Regions from separate parts of the Homo sapiens genome. Here region 1 is linked to region 2. Evidence: read pairs that join two places in POLR2A ChIA-PET (ENCODE). Cell type or tissue: OCI-LY7. All regions are shown on one strand. Links, peaks and the distances in the headings refer to the core of each region. The heading gives the core; the rest is flanking DNA. Region 1 overlaps REPS1 (RALBP1 associated Eps domain containing 1). Region 2 overlaps HECA (hdc homolog, cell cycle regulator).

Region 1 (2,918 bases), core at 333-2,832, 180 kb after region 2:
TTTGTCTTGAAACTTGTTTAAATCAATTACAAGATCTGGCATTAGTGATAAGTTTAAAAATAGGAAAGCAGAGCTCATTTCTGTGTTGAAAGTTATAAACTTAATAAGTCTCAGGTTTGTTATTCTGGAGTAGTGGTTTTTAGTTCTGAATCACTAAAATAATTGTAATAAACTACAGAAATAATCTTGCCATAATCACTTACCTATACACAGTTGAAAAAGATACTGTTTGTGAAAGAAGTCACAGTCAATGTGTTTCTGTAGTGTCCTATTTATTTACTTTTAAAATTTCTGTCTTCTTGAGTTTCTTGTGCTAGTTTCAGTCATTTTGTTTGTTTGTTTGTTTGTTTTAATCAATAGCCCAGAGTTAGAGTTTTAGTATATTGGGAATTCGTGCCAAACATTTGATGGAGCGACACAAGAGCATGAGAAGCTGGTATAAAGAGCACTAACTGTGGGAGGCAAGTTCCAGTTCTGGCATCAGCTAACTTTGTAACCCTGAACAAATCACAGAATGTCTGATATAGCTATGGGATTGGGTTTTCATGATTTCTGACTCAAATGAGAGTATCTTTGTGTAGGAGCGGCTAATCTATTCCAGCCACACCCCTTTAAAAGTAGCACAAAGTCTTGTGGTTAGTTGCTCCACTATCTTGACACTGGAACAGGATTATTTGACATTCTTTGAGGAATACAAAGAGGAGATATATACAAGAGGAAACTGATGAAAGGGTCATAAATCCATGGGTGCTTAGTTCTTCAAGGTCGTGAGAATTTGAAATGGGTGATAAGACTTGTCATTTCTGATGTTTTCCCTTATATAGGTTTTATTTTCTGTAGCCTTTCCTATTATAGATGCATCTTCACTCATCTTTTCCCTCTGTGTAAGAAATTTGTCTAATGGAAGTTAAACTGTATACCAGATTTCATTGAGATTTGATAAATTCTAAGACTTAGGCTTTTTAAAATTAAGAATACTACATCTCTTCTGCATTTTGTTTCAAGAATTAGCCAGGTGTTGAATTTGGGGTCTGTCTCATTAAATAATGAAGACAGAATTTATTAGTCTGTCTCTTTTGGGCTGTTGATTCCGTTGAGATTCTGCTGCACGCACTGGACATCTGCTTAGAAAACATAGTTCCACAGAATTTTGCACTTAATTTGTGATTTCCAGCCTTCCCCTAATTGAGTCAAGCTCATCTTATGGACTTCTACATTAATTCAGTTTTAAGGAAGAGCAGGCTGACCTGTGAAATGCTAAACACTTCTGTCTTAAATCAGTTTTAAATACTTTCAACAAAGACTTCTTTGTGGCTGTTCTTTGTATTGGGGGTATACATGCAGTGGTGAAGGATCAAGACATCTTCTCTGACTTGTGCCAATGTCGAAAAGAAAAAGAACTGGCCAGGCGTGGTGGCCTGCACCTGTAGTCCCAGCTACTTGAGAGGCAGAGGCAGGAGGATCACTTGAGCCTGGGAAGTTGAGGCTGCAATGAGACATAGTAAACATAGTAGTGTCATTGCACTCCAGCCTGGGTGACAGAGCAAGTCTCCGTTCCCCCCCCCCCCCGCCCCACCCACAAAAAAAAAAGGAAAAAAGAACTGTGTACAATAATAGAGAATCATTGGGTGGTAGAATCAGAGGAGGTAGTGGGGACCTACTTAGGTGTAAGGGAAGGCCCCTTAGAGGATGCCTGGATGGGGGGTCAGGGGAGGGAGAATAAGGTGTTTCATATAGAGAGAACTGGGAAGGGCCTGAGGCTGTGAAGAGCACAGTGTGTTTAAGGAACTGAAACTGTGGACAAGAGGGGAGAATGGCAGGGACTGCATAAGGCAGGCCCTTGTACTCAGTGATAAGGAATTTGGATTTTAGTGGAAATATACTAAAAGTTTTTATTCGGGGGTGTAGCATCATCTGAATTATATTTTAAAAGATCATGCTGACTGCTGTATGAGCAAAAAGAATACTGGGGGCAAGTGGAAGCAGATACGCTAGTGGATATGCAACAGTCCAGGCAGCAGACAGCAATGGCTTAGATTAGCGAGGTGGCAGTAGGATAGAGAGCAGTGGACATCTGTGAGAATTTTTTAGGTGGTAGAAATACGAAGGCATAAATAGGGTTGGATATGGAACATAAGGGAGGGGAAAGAACTCAAGGATGTTGCTGGAAGTTGCCACTATTGGATGGTTGGAAGAGGAGTGGATTTTGGGGGGGATTGTTTCGTGGGAGAGGTAAGGGTGAATTCAGCAGTTCCCCTTTTGTCTATCTTAGTTCTCAGAAGCCTGTAAGATTGTCAAGTAGGCCTGTTAGAGAGATCTATACATCTTGAGGAATTCAGAGATACTTGGCTTAGAGATGTCAGTTTGAAGATTGTCACTATGTTAGTGATACTTAAGGTAATGAAATAATTGAAGAAAAGATTATAAAGAAGAGAGAAAGATTGACTAGAACTGGAATCCTGAGGAATGCTGAACATTTCTAAGTTGGGTAAACTGGAAGGCTTCTTGGAAGGACGCTAGGAAGCACACAATCAGAGTGGTACAAATTGGGAATGTGTAATATATAGTATTATCATGTCGTGGATGCCAAATAATGCAAGTATTTCAAGGGGGTGGGTAGTCAGCTGTATTGAATTTCACTGAGAGGCTGAGAACATGTGGGCAGGAATGTGGCCATTGGATTTGGCAACCTGGAAGTTATTAGTAACTTCAGTGAGCCAGTTTCATGGACTAGTGTAGATGGATGCCAGATTTGAGTGATTTGAGGGATAAATGATGGCTGAGGAACTAGAGACAGGGTGTATAGATAGCTTTTAAAGAAGTTTACCTATGAAAGGGAATAGATACAGGGTAGAAGCTAGAGATGTATGAGGATATAAAGGAAATCTTTTTGTTTGTTTCTTTTTGAGTGTGAGAAA
Region 2 (2,918 bases), core at 310-2,809:
TTTGCCTCCTCCGCCGCCTCACCAGGAGGCCTCCCTGTGTTCTTCTCGGAGCCAGACTTCTTCTTTTTCTCGTCCTGCATCCGCTTCACCTGATACCAGTCTGTGTCCTTCTTCAAGTGGCCCTGGCCACAGCGGCAAGAGCAGAAGCGGAAGGCCAGGTCGTAGCCCTTCTTTGTCCACATGTTCTGGCGGCATTGCTTCTCGTTCCAGCTGCGCGCGCGGCCGATGCAGTTGAACTGGACGAGGATGCTGCTCTCCCACTCGTAGAAGCACTGCAGGTGCATCCAGGTGCTGCAGGGGCAGTGCTCGTTGTTGCACACCACCTTCTGGTAGTCGTCCTTCTCCAGGTCCACCGGCCTACCGAAGCTGCAGATCAGGGGAGTGGCACATGGGGCTTCTGGGGGAGGAATAAAGAGAGAACAGATTTCAGATTTTTGGATTAGGGGTACTCAACCTGTACTTGCAACAGTATGGTATAAGGTTTTTCTAAGACATGAATATAATGAAAGGCAGTTCCAGGGTTCCTTTAAAGATGAATCACTCCAGTGAACCAGGGAATAATATGATGAAGCTACTTAACCAACCAGTCTGGTGGAATCTCTAAAAAGGACCTTCAACGCCCTTCATCCTGAGCTTTAGGTTGTCCTGAATACCAGAAAGCCGCTGGAACATAGACGGTCTCATACCGATTTCTCGTCTAAGGTGGTCTGACACCCAATGGCAGGGATATTGAATCAAACTAATTGTTGGTCTACACAAAATTACAAAGCCAGGCTGTGAAGGAAAAAACCAGAATTCTTCCAAAGCTACCAGGACAGGAAGTGGGAACAACATAGTTGTACTCTATCTTAAGTACATGTCCCACACATGTCCCACACTGTGCAAACAGCCAAGCCGGTTCCCAGAAAGGACAGAAAACATGGTGACAGAAAGTAGAATCCGCTAACCCAATTCTTAAGAAATAAACATGATTCATGGATATGGGAACTCCACTGATTCCTTACAGCTATTCAATGATAACTGAACATCTGAGCTTAGAATTTATTTCTAAAATGTCAAAAAGACATGATAGAGTCAGTAAAAAAAAAAAAAAAAAGTGGTTGCCACAGGGGGTGGGGGATGAGCAGGTGAAGCACAGAGGATTTTTAGGGAAGTGAATCTATTCCCGTGATACTATAATGGCAGATACACGTCATTATACATTTGTCAAAATCCACAGGATGTACAATACCAAAAGGGAACCCTAATGTCAACTATGAAATTAAATGACAATGATGTGTAAATGTAGGTTCATCAATTGTAACATATGTACCATTCTGTATTCACAGTGGGGGAGGCTGGAGGAGGGCAGGAGGTATATGGGAACACTCTATACCTCCAGTTTTTCTGTGAACTTAAATCTGCTCTAAAAAATAAAATCTGTTTTTTTAAAATGAGAAATAAAAGGACATGTATGTATAAGTCCTGGTTCCATGGGATACTAGCCGTGTAAAAGTGAACTGGTTATTTCATCTGTTTAATCTTCCATTTCCTCAACCATAAATGGGCATAATTGTAGTAGCTACCTTATAGAGATTTTTTGAAGATTAAATAAGAAATGCTTATAAAGAGTTTAGCACAGTACCTGGCACATAAAGGATCATTAATGTTGTTGCTGCTGTTCTTGTCGTTAGCTGACTGTGACACAGCTTGGGATATTTTTATTTACAAAAGAAGCTGTGTAATAAGGTGGCCAGAGGTGGAAGGGGCTAATGTAGAGATGGCAAAACTGACCAAATGTGGGGCCAAACTGGGAGACTGAGAGTCTCATAGTGCAGGACCAAGGAAGGAAACCTGTTGCCACAGGCCCAAAAGAGTGGCTGCCGGTTGTATGAGCGGTGGGGGGCGGTGGGGGGGAGGTTAGTGTGGCTTACAGGCTGGGATGACAAGGGTGCTTCAGGGAGTCACACAACTAACAGCCTTCCCCACTTGTGTCTTGGCATTTCTACAATTTTCAATACAATTCATCACTCCCTTACATTCTTGCTTGCATTTCCGTAGGATTTTATACCATGCAGTTCTTTTGCCTCCCAATCCCCAAAATAAGTACTCTCCAGGACCAGTGCTCAGCATTTCTCTCCTCATCCTCTAGGCAGAAGCTAAAAACTACATCGCCAATTCTTAATGAGGGCACTACTGGCATCTGGACAATTCTCTTCCTGTAATGCACTGGACAGCCCAGTCCAGCACACTACAGGAAGCAAACATCACTAGGCCTGAGCACTCAGTATCTGTAGCCCACCCACCCCACCTTCCCCATCATGATACCCCCAATGTTCATAACACTTTCAAAGGGCCCCTTTGGAGGGAAATACTACTCTCCCAATTGGGAACCACTGGGCTTGGTCATGAAGCAGTTTAGATTATGTGTATAGATGACAGAAGCTAAAGGCAGACTCCCAGGCTCAGAGTTCTGCTCTAGAAAGCTCCCCTGGTGGCAGCGTGGGGCACGGGACTGGAAGTAAGGAGGCCAGAGGGAGGGTGCTGTGGGTTGAGAAATAAGGAGTGCCTGTGCTTCAGGAGCAGTGTGAGAAGATGCTCAGAGAGAGAGAGAGAGAGAGTGTGTGTGTGTGTTTGTGTGTGTGTGTGTGTGAGAGTCCATGCTGACGGACAGCAATGTGGGAACAGCAGGACAGGGAAGATGGAAAAAGACTTAGGGCTGCCCTATTTAGGACCCACTGATTTAGAAGTGCCTGTGTACCACTGAGGTGGAGGAGACATGAATTTGACTGGAGCTCAAGAGAGCTAGAGCTGTGAATACAGATGTGGAGTCACTCACCCACAGATGAAGGTCAAATCCCTAGGACTAATGAGATGCCCAAGAAAAACGGGAGGAGTGGGCAGAGACCAGAGGCCAGGAAAAGAATCCTGGGATGCAA

The links. ChIA-PET counts read pairs that join two places held together with the same protein. Peaks named below come from ENCODE experiments on the same cell type or tissue, not always from the same donor. Only the 100,000 strongest peaks of a DNase experiment are listed, where the experiment ranks them.
Region 1: POLR2A ChIA-PET joins it to region 2 with 14 read pairs; 4 of 35 experiments call an interaction of 5 or more read pairs at or near these places.

The regions. Positions count from the first base shown.
Region 1 is chr6:138,979,337-138,982,254 of GRCh38, reverse strand. All of the region lies in intron 1 of REPS1 (RALBP1 associated Eps domain containing 1), which reads left to right. Among named protein-coding and RNA genes, the nearest start is that of REPS1, 7.5 kb to the left of the region's middle. In OCI-LY7, for the core only: no CTCF peak of the experiment used is centred there; a DNase peak (open chromatin) is centred at 1,774.
Region 2 is chr6:139,163,763-139,166,680 of GRCh38, reverse strand. HECA (hdc homolog, cell cycle regulator) reads right to left here. Exons shown (of 4, transcript NM_016217.3): 2 at 1-397. It also overlaps a transcript of TXLNB not described here. Among named protein-coding and RNA genes, the nearest start is that of HECA, 30 kb to the right of the region's middle. RefSeq lists an enhancer at 2,616-2,918. In OCI-LY7, for the core only: no CTCF peak of the experiment used is centred there; no DNase peak of the experiment used is centred there.